Regions from separate parts of the Homo sapiens genome. Here region 2 is linked to region 1. A link is a contact called in ENCODE Hi-C data. All regions are on one chromosome and are shown on one strand. Each heading gives the region's core, a stretch centred on a gene start or an enhancer-like site at or near the end of the contact. The rest is flanking DNA. Distances are from core to core; before and after follow the strand shown.

What was found. Hi-C counts contacts between places; a loop is a spot of excess contacts on that map. Pooled maps may share reads with other maps.
Region 2: a loop to region 1 is called in a pooled map, with 8 times the contacts of the local background. The contact joins the promoter of NSA2 here to the promoter of BDP1 in region 1. A Hi-C loop is called at or near these places in 6 of 50 pooled maps.

Annotation. Positions count from the first base shown.
Region 1 is chr5:71,453,517-71,461,025 of GRCh38, reverse strand. It overlaps BDP1 (BDP1 general transcription factor IIIB subunit), which reads right to left and starts at 5,375. Exons shown (of 39, transcript NM_018429.3): 1 at 4,937-5,375; 2 at 2,171-2,447. The coding sequence starts at 5,148. RefSeq lists enhancers at 4,588-5,513, 5,514-6,440.
Region 2 is chr5:74,765,189-74,771,976 of GRCh38, reverse strand. It overlaps NSA2 (NSA2 ribosome biogenesis factor), which reads right to left and starts at 4,728. Exons shown (of 6, transcript NM_014886.6): 1 at 4,614-4,728; 2 at 2,859-3,046; 3 at 2,613-2,763; 4 at 1,167-1,346. The coding sequence starts at 4,616. It overlaps GFM2 (GTP dependent ribosome recycling factor mitochondrial 2), which reads left to right and starts at 4,860. Exons shown (of 21, transcript NM_032380.5): 1 at 4,860-5,039. RefSeq lists an enhancer at 4,708-5,147.

The DNA of each region.
Region 1 (7,509 bases), core at 4,126-6,625:
CCTGGGTGACAGTGAGACCTTGTCTCAAAACTAAATAAATAACCAAAGAATAAAACTAATAAAGCTCAATGTATAAAATGCTTACTGATGCCTTCTAACTAAACATCTTAATAGCTCACTGAGAATTTATGCTTACACAGCTTTTTTTTTACCCTGTAGTGACTTGAAATTCTGTGTATTTTGTAAAATTCTTGAAGCAAATGTTTAATCTTTAATTCCCCAAAATAAATTAAATAAGCAAATAAGCAGTTTCTGTAAAATACAGAACTTTTTTTTAATCCCCCCACCCCCAATTCCCAACCCATAAAACATTTTTAGAGGCTTTGATCTGTCGCCCAGGCTGGAATGCAGTAGCACAATTTCAGCTCACTGCAACCTCCGCCTTCCAGGTTCAAGCAATTGTTGTGAGGCTTACATTTTAGAAGACATAAATTGAAAGCTTGTTTTCTCCTGTGTGAAACAGTGATATCTACTTCACATAGTTGATATAATTACATAAGATAACAGATATAAAGCACCAAGCAAAATGCCTTCCCTTAATTTAAAAAAAACTAAGAGGCATTTTATAATTCATAACAGAAGCTGACACTGGTTGGACACTTACTATTTTCATGACACTAGTTTTTTTGTTTGGTTGGTTTTTTTTGAGACGGAGTCTCGCTCTGTCACTCATGCTGGAGTGCAATGGCACGATTTTGGCTCACCGCAACCTCTGCCTCCCAGGTTCAAGCGATTCTCCTGTCTCAGCCTCCTGAGTAGCTGGGATTACAGGCGTGCACCACCACAACCAGATAATGTTTGTATTTTTAGTAGAGACGGGGTTTCACCATGTTGGCCAGGCTGGTCTCGAACTCCTGACCTCAGGTGATCCGCCCACCTCGGCCTCCCAAAGTGCTGGGATTACAGGCGTGAGCCACTGCACAAGGCCCAAGACACCAGTTTAAGTGTGTTTTACATGTATTGACTCATTTAATCTTCACAACCCTCTAATGAGCTAGATAGAGGTTGAGCATCTCTTATCTGAAATACTTGAGACCAGAAATGATTCACATTTTGGATTTTTTCACATTTTTGAATACTTGCAGAATACATGCTGGCTGAGCATCTCTAACCTGAAAATTTGAAATCCAATATGCTCCAATGAGCATTTCCCTGGAGCATCACTTTGGCACTCAAAACATTTTAGACTTTGGAGCATTTTCAATTTCAGGGATGCTCAACCTGAACTATTATTGGTCTATTTTACAGATGAGGAAATAGATTAATTAAATTACCCAAGGTCACAAAGCTAGTAAAGAAATGAAGCTGAGATTCAATCCCTAAGTATTTAACTCCAGGGCCAGCATGCTCTACTGCTGTTACCTGCCCTTCTAGAAAAGAAATCAATCCTCAAGATTAAAAAGAACATGGACTCTAATATATGCATAACACAAATTTTTCCCACTTGTAATTTTCCATAGTCAATTTAGAAAACATTACCAATTCATTCTGCTCAACTATATTCGTCTTTTTTTTGGAGACAGTTTCACTCTATCACCCAGGCTGGAATGCAGAGGCACAATCTCGGCTCACTGCAACTTCCACCTCCCAGGTTCAAGCAATTCTCATGCCTCAGCCTCCCCAGTAGTTGGGATTACAGATGCACGTCACCAGGCCCAGCTAATTTTTGTATTTTTAGTAGAGACAGGGTTTTGCCATGTTGGCCAGGCTGGTCTTGAACTCCTGACCTCAAGTGATCTGCCCCCCTAGTCCTCCCAAAGTGCTGGGATTACAGGCATGAGCCACCACGCCCGGCCTATACTTGTCTTAATTCAAATAAATATATCACTTATCACTTGGACATCTTTATGTGAAAAATCAGACTGAAGGTTTATTTTATAAATATGTTTGTGTATGTGCATCTATGTGTATGCGTATGAAACTTATTTGTGGTCTTCACCAAAAACAGTGAAAACATAAATAAATAATGTAAAAATTACTATCAGTGAAAAATGTAATTTAAGTCCACGGTGTATCAATCAATCCATTAACAAGAAGGGATGTTCTATTGACTAAGGGATGTTATGTGGTTTTGTTCCCCCATCAAAATGCTACAAATGCTTTTCTTCCCAATGATTCCTTACTAACATAAATAGAAGGCAACATCAAAATCCTGATTCTCCTCCCTTACCTTCTCTTTTCTCAATTCTTCTTTTAACATTTCCCTCAGTTTCTGGGCTTTGTATATTCGGTATCTGTCTGAGCATGGCTGTTTCTCTTTTGTTGAAGTGGCAGTTGGCTGTGGAGCCTCTTGATTAATTGTAGATAAGGGATGAGATTCTGAAGGAACACTGACACTAGACTTAACCAGGCTAGAAGTACTTGATATTCGCTTTCTTCTCTGTGAAACAGTAGAGGAAGATCTACTGGATTCTTCAACATCATTGTCACCACCAGTCTTTTCAGTACTGTTGAAATTAAAAAAGAAAAAAGAGGGCACATGAATCTTCTGTTACACATGCTAGTTTTAAAACCTAGTCTGGTGAAAATCCAAAACTGCAATCTCGTAATTAAAAAAAAAAAATTAGTAACTTGAGATTTATGATAATTATGACAGGTTACAAAAAAATTTGTTTAGTAAATCTTTTAAATATACGTAAATTCTAATAGACTCTTAATCTTTTTCAAACATAAAGTCCCTAGGCACATTACAGCACATAATTATAGGCTTACCCCCCTCAAAACAAATAACCAACTTACAGAACAAAGCTTAGTCAACCTAATTTGAATTACTAAGTAACAAAGTAATAATTTATAATTAATTTCTATATAAAATTTAAAAAAATTTTAATTCACTCTGACATTTTAAACTGGTCTAAACTACCGGCATTTTACTTTACTTATCAACCCGAGGTCAGTCAAATCAAATATGCAAAACTCCAAACCTCTGAAATATCTGTATTGCAGTATTTGAAGAAAAACATTTAGTTACAGTAGCCAAACCCAATTCCCTTTGAGGCAGAAATCATTTATCTTTTGTCAGGTACAACTCTACTTATACAGCCATCAGAATAAACTTCAGTCAAAAAAAGTACTCAGTCACCCCAAATTGCATATTAGGTATGGTATACCTCAGATATAAGTATTTCAGGAATGGTCTATAAATGCAACTTAAGTCAAGAAAAGAGGTGGTATAAGTCAATAATTAAAAACAGTCTACTTTTTTCCTATTTTATAATTACTTATAAAAAATTAGAAAATGCCTTAACTTATAGAATAACCTTTCCAGGAAGACTTCAATTTAAATTCGTATCTTAGCTGTTATGGATACATGCATTATCTGCATTTCACCCAATTATGTTGAATGCATAATGACAGAATATATATCCTATAGAGTTTTACAACTAGCAAAGACCCACAAAAAAATAAAAAGAGGCTGGGCACGGTGGCTCACACCTGTAACCCCAGCACTTTGGGCTGAGGCAGGTGGATCACTTGAGGTCAGGAGTTCGAGTCCAGCCTGGCCAACATGGTGAAACCCTGTCTCTACTGAAAATACAAAAATTAGTTGGGCGTGGTGGGGCACGCCTGTAGTCCCAGATACTTGGGAGCCTGAGACAGGAGAATTGCAAGAACCCGGGAGGTGGAGGTTGCAGTGAGCCGTACCACTGCACTTCAGCCTGGGCGACAGAGCAAGACTCCATCTAAAAAAAAAACTAATTAAAAAAAAAAAAAAAAACCACTTTCCCAGAGTCAGTAATGGCAAAAAAAGTGACTAAAAAACAAATTATATTCCCCAAACGTAAATGTCAACTCAAAAAAAAAAATTAAATATCCTTGACCATAAATATCTCAAAACTACAATCTTTGGGCAATTTATTAAATTATCAACCATCACGCACTCACACATAATTAACGAAATCTCTGAGAACTTTATTAATGTAACAGCGACTAGTATCGGTATCTCCTTTCTGTGTAGAAATTTTGAAACAGATTCATGTAATAAACTTGGAAATTACTAACCATCACTGAACTATCAACGTAACACCATACACTCAGCACCAGTTCAGGCCAATAGAGGAAGATGTTCCAAAAATAAATAAATGTTTCACCTTCCTATCACAGCATAAACAGAATTTGTACTATCTCACTTCACTTAACAAGGCTGTTTACTGATTTCCTCATATATATAGAAACAGAGACCATCTTAGCCTAACATGTCTTAAATTTACTCCATCACCTTTCTAAAAAACTAGTAACTTTTTGCGGGCAACTATTCTGCTATATCCCCTGCAAGGTAGTTAATATGAATTATCTCCAATCTGCACCAAAACGCTCCAAGTAGGCAATATTATTCCCATTTTGCAGATGAGCAAATTCTGCCTGAGAAAAGTTTACCTGTAGACTAAAAGAGTCCTGAATCCAAATATGATACATGACGCTAAAGCCATGCTTCTCTATTCAGGAAACACGGTCACCATAGTTAAAGAGGCACACTTCAATTAAGTGACCAGAACTCTTACTCACTGACATAAATCGGTAAAGCCAAAGCAATACTTATCTTCTCCTTTAAAAAATAAATATTTTATAAATTGAAAGACAAAAACACTTCCCTGCAAAGCACTCCAGAAGGATGAAAACTATAGTGACCTAAATTCTCAAATGAATAGTGTGGATATTCTTCACTTCAGGACTGCCATACCCCGATTCTCCCTACCACCACTTGAAGACATGGTCTCCTCTCGGAGAATCTATAGACCGTGACAAAATCCACACAAGCCACACCCTGCAGGTCAGACAACTAAACTGCAGTTTGGAGTGGTTTCATCAAGCCTCAACTGAAAGGCTTACTGCAAACGAGAGCGGACTCCTGTGATAAAATTCATTTGCTCAGCTTCCAGGTGACATGCCCGGAGAGGCGGGACAAATGAAAATTCTTCCCTCTGCAACCTCTTACCTGCTCCTAGGAGCCTTTTCTTGGGGCTCCGCTCCACCGAAATCGACTGTGGGCACATCTGTGGGCTCCGCGGGCTTGGAAGCAGAGTCCGTGGCAGGATCCGGCGGCCTGGGAGACTCCCGTCCACGCTGGGGATTGGAAGCTGTGGAGCCCCTGGCGCCTACACCAGGCCTGACATTCGGCTTCACGCTAAGGCGTGCCCTGCGGAACATGGCGGAGGCAGGGGGCCCGGGGAGGCAGCCTCACGGCCGCTCACAGCCCCGAGCCCCGGCGGCTGCCCGGAAAGGGGATTAGGAACTACGCCCTCCCCACAAAGCCACACCACCAGCTCAGGGGGCAGCTACCGTAGTTTCACTGCCCCGCCGCCGCCTCCTCCTCTCTCCCGCCGCCGCCGCTTTTTCATGACCCTGCCACACACCGATGGCTAAATTTCACCCTCCTCCCAGCATCCCCGCGCTCACAGGACGCCGCAACTGATTGCGCCATCAGCCAGCGCCGCAGAATGACGTCAGACGCACAGCACTGGGAGCCATGGTAACTACCAAGCTACTGAGACTGGGTTACCTGCGGACCAGAAATTGAGATGCAGAGATATTTGCTCTTTCTTCTCCAGGAGTCCTTAGGAGTAGTTGAAAAGAGGAACAGAAGAAAGTCCACTTCTCTGCTCAAACCTTTACTGGAACTATTAAAATCGCTGGCCGATTTTGTCTTTTGAAGATCCTGAAGGGTTTAGAAATTCTAAATTGAGTAGACATAGATTAAAAATGCTGGTGTGAAGAAACTGATAATAGTTACCTCCCAGGAGAGGAATGTGTTTCTGGAAAACACGTCGTGGTAGGAAGACCATTTACCGTACGCCTTTGTGTACTTTTTTGTTTTTGTCCTTTGAGACAGGGTCTTGCTCTGTCGCCTAGGCTGGAGTGTGCAGTTGCGCGATCTTGGCTCACTGCAGCCTCCACCTCTCGGGCTCAGGCGATCCTCCCGTCACAGCCTCCCAAGTTGCTGGGACCACAGGCACGCGCCACGACACCCGGCTAATTTTTTTTTTCTCGTATATTTAGTAGAGACGGGGTTCATCATGTTGCTTAGGCTGATCTTGAACTCCTAGGCTCAAGCGAGCCACCCATTTGGCCTCCCAAAGTGCTGGGATTACAGACGTGAGCCACCACGCCCAACCTCCTTGTGTACTTTTTAATATGAATGTATCACCCGAGATCGTACCACTACACTCCAGCCTGTTTAAAAATTATTATAGTTGAAACCTTGTAAATTATTGTGAGTGTTCTTAATCTGCTTCAGGAGGTAGCAGTAAACAAGACGTTCTGGATTTGGGAGGAGAAAATACAAAAAAGAAATGAACAAGATATTTTTAAAATGTATCAGGCCCGGCGTGGGTGCCTCATGCCTGTAATCCCAGCATTTTAGGAGGCTAAGGCAAGGCAGATTGCTTGAGGTCAGGAGTTCGAGACCAGCCTGGCCAACATGGTTAAACTCCATCTCTACTAAAAATACAAAAATGAGCCAGGCCTGGTGGTGCAAGCCTGTAATCCCAGCTATGGGAGGCTGAGACAGGAGAATGGCTTGAACCCTGGAGGTGGAGGCTGCCGGGAGCCAAGATGGCACCACTGCACTCTAGCCTAGGCAACAGAATGAGTGAGACTCTGTCTTAAAATAAATGAATTAATTAATTAATTGCAATAAAATAAAGTATATCAAATGTCATGAAATAAATTTAAGGGTTGAATGCCGGGTATGGCGAGGCACGCCTATAATCCCAGCTACTGTGGAGACTGAAGTGGGAGGATCTCTTGAGCCCAAGACTTCCAGACCAACCTGCTCAAAATATTGAGACCCCTAAAACAAATTACCTACATGCGGTGGCTGTGATGGCTCCCACCTCTAGCTCCAGCTACCTGGAAGGCTGAGGCAGGAGGTCCAGGCTGCAGTGAGCTATGATAGTGCCACTGCCCTCCAGCATGGGTGACAAAGTGAAACCTTGTCCTTAAAACAAAAATTTAATAATAAGAAGAAAAAAAAGAGAGAAATGTACAGGATGATGTGATAGAAAGTAATGGGAGGGAGGCTGGCAGTAGAGTGGCTAGGGAAGTCCTCTATGATGAGAGGAAAAATAGCCAGAGCTGAGGTTGGCCTTGGAGGTATTGGGCCAATGTTTGAACCAGTGATACAAATCCCCTGACTCATGGGAACACAAAGGCCTGACTTTCTTCTTAGAAGGAAAAGAAAATCCTACAAGAATATGGTGATACATTAATAACAAAAGGTCAAAGGAATAAAATTCTGAACTGACTGAAGAAATTGATCACCTAAAGGGAGAACAAAAAAGAGGCAAGTGCTTTTGAGAGTAGGAAGGCAAGACTGAAAGCAGAGAAGAGAAAACATATATCTCTAAGACTATGAAGAAAATGAAGGTCTGGAGGCCAGGCACAGCTCGTGCCTGTAATCCCAGCACTTTGGGAGGTTGAGGCAGGCGAATCACTTGAGCCTAGGAGTTTAAGACCAGCCTAGCCAACATGGTGAAACCTCATCTCTACCAAAATTACAAAAATTAGCTG
Region 2 (6,788 bases), core at 3,479-5,978, 3.3 Mb before region 1:
CCAGGGGTGGGGAAGTTTGGGGTCACATTACTATTGCTGCCTTCAACAGAAATTAAGCTATATTAAATTATCTTCCTTTTTTCAAAGATTTTCTTTTTCTTTTTTTCTTTTTTTTTTTTTTTTGAGACAGAATCTTGCTCTGTCCCCCAGGCTGGAGTGCAGTGGCATGATCTCCACTCACTGCAAGCTCTGCCTCCCAGATTCACGCCATTCTCCTGCCTCAGCCTCCCAGGCAGCTGGGACTACAGGCGCCCGCCACCATGCCCGGCTAATTTCTTGTATTTTTTTTTTTTAGTAGAGATGGGGTTTCACAGTGTTAGCCAGGATGGTCTTGATCACCTGACCTCGTGATCTGCCTGCATCGGCCTCCCAAAGTGCTGGGATTACAGGCGTGAGCCACCGCGCCCGGCTTTTCAATGATTTTCAAAAGCATTTAGATACTTTCCTTATCAAACTGGAATTGACTCTTATAAAACAGTCCTACTCAAGTTTTCGAACTGCTGTCAAAGACAAGAAGTGTTTTGAGACCTAGACAATATCAGGCATATTGTAGATCACTAGTTTAATGAGGAAAATATGACTGTGGAAAATGAAGATTCTAATATGTCATGTTTAAAAGTCAGAATTCACTGACAATGTCTTATGATACTACTTTTTCAAATCTCTCACGAAGCTGAAAAGATTTTTTTTTTTTTTGAGACGGATTTTTGCTCTTCTTGCCCAGGCTGGAGTGCAATGGCGTGATCTCAGCTCACTGCAACCTCCGCCTCCCAGGTTCAAGCGATTCTCCTGCCTCAGCCTCCCTAGTAGCTGGGATTACAGGCGCCCGCCACCACGCCCAGCTTATTTTTTGTATTTTTTAGTACAGATAGGGTTTCACTACATTGGCCAGGCTGGTCTTGAACTCCTAACTTCAGGTGATCCACCCACCTCAACCTCCCAAAGTGCTGGGATTACAGGTGTGAGCCACCGCACTGGGCTAAAGATTTTTGACTAGTGGAAAAAGTACTAAATAACTTCTGTCAATAAAATAACAAAAATTGCATAAAAATATCTTTCAACCTGTTCCACATCAATTTAAAGAATTTCAGGAAATGATAATGTTCTTTATCCGATTTAATAAAGTCAACTAACATTTCGGTCATTACACTCTTCCAAGGACTTACCATTGGCCTGATGAATCTTTCATATTTAGGTGGTTTTCTTGTAAAGCCATCTCCAACAAAGCACACTTTAGTAACCATTCTCTTCCATGCCTTCTTCTTTCTCTTTCCTGTTCGAATAACTTTTAATACTTCTGTTTCTCCCTGGGCACGTACTTTAGGCAGAGGGACTTCCCATTTTCCCTAAAAATATGCCACAGTTAAAAGTTTATATTGTTATTAAAGGACAATGAGAATAAGTCAAATATGTTTTAGTTGTACAAAGTAATAGATCTATTTTTTTTGCTTGACCATCAACACATTTTTGGCTCAACCGTCTTCTAGAGGTCTGTATTGTCTCATAAGCTGCAAATTAAACAGAACAAGTTTATATATCATGGGTATGTTAAATAAATGGTTGGCTTAAGCTAAAAATCTTAATGCTGTGTTATGGGTGAGAAAATACCACCTGTAATGTGGTGGTTTTTTTTTTTTTTTTTTTTAGATGGAGTCTCGCTCTGTTGCTCAGGCTGGAGTGCAGTGGTACAATCTTGGCTCACTGTGCAGCCTCCGCCTCCTGGGTACAAGCAATTCTCCTGTCTTAGCCTCCCGAGTAGCTGGGACTACAGACACACACCACCACACCCAGCTAATTTTTGTATTTTTAGTAGAGGTGGGGTTTCACCACATTGGTCAGGCTGGTCTTGAACTCCTGACCTCAGGTGATCCACCTGCCTTGGCTTCCCAAAGTGCTGGGATTACAGGCGTGAGTCACGGTGCCCAGCCGATAGTGACTTCTATAAGCAGTATATGTGTTTACTAATGTTTAATAGCATAATACTGGAAGAGTGTTTCCACCTCTTAATATGTCTCTGTATTTCTTCCCGAGATGGATCTGTAGATCACTAGCAAGACAAAATCCTCACCAGATGTTTTATGCCTCCCTTGAGTGCAAATTCTATGAAAAAACTGAAATAGTGTAAGGCAGTAAAAATAATTCTTTAAATATAAATACTGCATATTCTTTTATCTGGATTTCTGCTAATCTATTTACAGGTGTTTTAAAAAGCCACATTTTTTGTGACAACTCAGGGAGTTTTCCACCATTCTACTTTTTAACCAAGTTTGGCACTACAGGGCAGCACAAATAAGAAGCATTTGTATTTTTCTTTATGACTGCATAGCACTGTGGGTTTTCAAACAGGAAGACAAATATTGAATTTGAAATTCACTCCTTACCAGCTTTTTAATTTCATATGGCATTCTAATAAATTTTTTTTATAACTTAAATTTTAAAACCTTATGATGAGAAAGCAAGTTTTTTATTAAATTTACAAAGACTTCAACATCTAAATAATGGGAATAATAGCTGTACTTCATGTTTGAAATTAAACCGAGAAACAAGAACCTCAAATTTGAATTTAAGTAATTCTCCTAAACAAAACAAAGACTTCAATTGTTATTGCTTACCGCCTTCTCTTTTCTTTTCTGTTTAATCATATTGGAAAGTACTTTAGCTCGAGATTGTCCCTCTCTGTCCAGCAGATAGGCAGGTACTGCTCCCTGTGGTGTCTTTTCATCATTCTTTTGTTTGGTGTTTCTCTTTTCATGCATCTTGATACTACCAAGAAGGAAAAAAGATTCAAGATTATCTGTTTTAATAATGATTACTCAAAAGATGTTAACTTGTTATGACAAATAAATGAGACCACTTACGTCTTTTTCATTTGTATTTTCTCAGCATGACGCTGTTTATGGTAAAGCTTAGCCTTCAGACCAATCATTTTCTTTGCCTTCTTTGAACGTTCATGAGCCTCTCGACTTTCCTTCTTTCTCTTTTTCTCATGGTAATCCAAACGGTATCCATAGCGTTTACGGTGTAATTCAATATATTCATTCTGTGGCTATAATGATGGAAGAAATATTATTTTAATTTTTTAAAGTACTGACAATTATTCTAAAATGCTTTCTTTTACACAGCACAAAGACCCTGTTTCATCCAAATGTTCACTTACTTAAATGATTCTTGCACCATTAAGTTTATTCACATGATGTAAGTTAAATTTTGGTCTTGAATGATATGAGGCATCAGGGCTTACATCTCTAATAATCTCATTAGGGAATGGTCCAAAATCTACTGGACCACAAAAGGGATGAACTGATTACAGTATCTTTTTTCCTTGACATAATTTGCTTTTTTAATAACACCTTCATTTCACATTTAAAAAATTTAAGTCAGTTTTATTGAAGCATAATTTACACACAGTAAAACCTGTCCTTTTTAGGTATACAGTTCTAAGTTTTTCCTAACTACACAGTTCTGTAACCACCACAATCAAAATACAAAGAATTTCCATTTCCCCCTAAAATTCCCTATGTAACTTTTAAGTCAATCCTCTTTCCCAACCCTCAGTTTGATACCTATCCCTACAGTTTTGCCTTTCCCAGAATGAAACAGGGATCAACAGTAGTACATAGCCTTTTGAATCTGGTTTCTTGCTTTTGGGATTCACCCAATTTGCTGCAGGTATAGGAACTTCAATCCTTTTTATTGTTGAGTAGTATGCTATTGTATGGATACACCACTGTTTACCCGCTGACCAGATGATAGGTATCAGGGTTGTTCCCAGTTTTGGGTGATTACGAATAAATCTGCAATAAACAACTGCATGCAAGTCTTCATGTGGACGTGTGTTTACTGCCAGACCGTTTTCCAAAAGTGCATTATTTTTCTTTTCACCAGCAATGTATGGGATGCTTTTTGCATTTTAGACACGTTTTAAACACGCGGCCAGGCGTGAGTCTATTCGTATTTTAAGGCTGCAAAAATAAAAATGATACAAAGCCAAGTCCAGCACAGAGAGCAATGTTAAGTAACAACCAACAAGGTGTGCTGCTACCAACTGCTATCACATAAACTTTGCAGCAATCACATGAAGGGTGTATGGAATGCCATTTTGCAAAGAAACGCAGATTATAGAGACGTAACACAAAGAGAAAGGACCTGGCAGTTAGATCTGGGCCGTTAAGCCCGGCTTCGCAATTCATTAGCTGTCTGGTCTTTGGCAAGGACGCCTTCAGTTTCCTCAGCAGTAAAATGAAGGGGGCGGGACTGACATCTAAGACTGTACAAGGGACAACCATATTCCCATTAGGCTCTGGGGCTGATAACCACGCTTGTGGTGAAATCAGGAATTTTTAGGACTCTTAGCGGTGGATCAAAAAGAAAAAAGAAAACAGGACAGAGTAAAATCTTGCTCCAAAGCTTGTGTTCTGGCAAATACCGTCTGTGTCTCGAATGTGAAGTTGTTTCCACTCCTCAGAGCCCACCCCACGGGTCTACCATCCTTTTCTCTTGGCAGTTCTCATTTCCGCCTACCACCGCTCACCCCCTACCCCAGCGCCCCAGAGTCCTCAGGTCCCACTAACTCAGACGCTGTGTGTCGCGAGCGTCCGAGGCATCCTCCTTACCATGGTGACGGCCGCAGAGCCGCCAGGAGCAGCCGCTGGAGTGCGAAAACGCTCTCAATTTTCGGGTCTCAAAGACCCACAAGCCCACACCACGCAGGCCGGGACAGGAAAGAGTCACCCTTTAAAACGGCCGAGTGAAGAGCAAGAACCACGCAGCGGTTCCGAGCCTCTGTTTTCCGCTTTTAGCTAGGAGGACGGAAGTTGCTGGCAGGCGGCATTTGGCCGGTACACCGCCGGAAGTGTGGAGGTGTGGCTGCCCGAGGCGGTAGAGCGGAGAAAGCCTATTTTCTTTTCGTTTAGATACATTGCCTTTTGCCTAGGCTGGCGTCGAGACTTGAGGCCGTTGCAGACTTTGGCGCGGCTCGCGCCTCCTGCTTCAAGAGCCCAGCGGTGAGAGCTGGCCTGCGGCACGCGGCCTAATGCCAGGTGAGTACTGCTCCGAGCTGTGAGACATCGCGCGCCTGTGACCCTGTCACAGCGCTGGGTACCGCTGACCTTTCAGGCTGCGACGGACACAGCCAGCCACGGAAGAGGACAACAGGGCCTCCGGACTCCCCTCGGTGTTCGCTCAGTATGGAAGTTTTTCTCTATCATTCGGCGAAGTCGACTCATCTTTGTTCCGGTCACTCTGTGTAATGTGTGCATGATTGTGAAGGATACTGAGGAATGAAAACTTAGTGTACAGAAAAATGGAACTACTGGGGCTTTGCAGCTGTTAGAAAAGAAGAAGATAACATTCTGGTTTTTTGGAGGTACAGGACTGATTCCAGAAATTTCTGAGGCATTTTGGTGCACCGAATCAAATGCTGAGTGGACTTGTATTTAGTGGCCCCCTAGTGTCAAGAAGTAATTAACTACCAGAAAGTACGTCTACTTAAATACACTATCAGGTTTACCCTTTTACTGCACAGTTGCAGAAGTTCCCTTAATTACTTCACAGCTTGCAGCGTGATTCAGTTGATGAACAAAAAGAACTGTACCAAAAGAATACTTTCATTAATTCTTAGTGCTTGTATTTGAGGCAGTATTTTGTTTTTGTTTTTGTTTTTATGGGTATTTTGAGACGGCATCTCGCCCAGTCGCCCAGGCTGGAGTGCAGGGGCACGAGCTCGGCTCACCGCAGCCTCGACCTCCCGGGATCAAGCGATCCTCCGACCTCAGCCTCAAAAGTAGCGAGCTACAGGCTCGCGCCACGAAGCCTGGCTGATTTTTGTAGTTTTTGTAGAGATGAGGTTTCACCGTGTTGCCCAGGCTGGTCTCGAACTCCCGGGTACGAGCGATCCACCCGCCTCGGCCTCCCAAAGTGTTGGGATTACAGGCTTGAGCCACAGCGCCCGGCTTTGAGGCAGTTTTTGTTTTGTTTTGAGACGGAGTTTCAATCTTGTCGCACAGGCTGGAGTGCAAATGCGCCATCTCGTCTCACTGCAACCTCTGCCTCCCGGGTTCAAGCGATTCTCCAGGTTCAGCCTCCCAAGTAGCTGGAATTATAGGCGCTCGCCACCACACCCAGCTAATATTTTTGTATTTTTAGTAGAGATGGGGTTTCACCATGTTGGTCGGGCTGGTTTCGAACTCCTGACTTCAGGTGATCCACCTGCCTCGGCCTCCCAAAGTGCTGGAATTACAGGCGTGAGCCACCGAGCCCCGCCTTTGAAGCAGTTTTTTAAGGCTCCATTTTCTAAGGTGATCTCATCATTCTCTTTAAAACCAGAAATAGTAACTAGCATTTGTATATTTTAGGTACAGTACGTTATATAATCTCTTTGCCTTTAATGCGCCCCTCCCCGCCGTCCCTCAATCCCCCGAATTTCCTCCCTCATCTACTTCAGGTCTTTGCTTAAATGTCACTGTTTGAATGAGGCCTTCCTTGATCTCTTTACTTACAGTTCTAACTGTCCCAATTCCTCCTTCCTGCTTCATTCTTCTCTACAGCACCCTATCATCATGGGAGAGACTATGTATTGTATTCGTTACTTTTGTTTGTTGTCTGTATCCCCTGACTACGGTAGAGGCAGTATGAGGGCAGAGATTGTTGTCTTTTGTTCACTGCATTAACGCTGATATCTAGAAAGCAGTGGGTAGGCAGACACACAGTAAATTCTTGTTGAATAAATGGGAACGAATAGGCTTGGGCGGGGGAGGGCTGGGTTGTGCAAATTATCTTTTTATTGACAA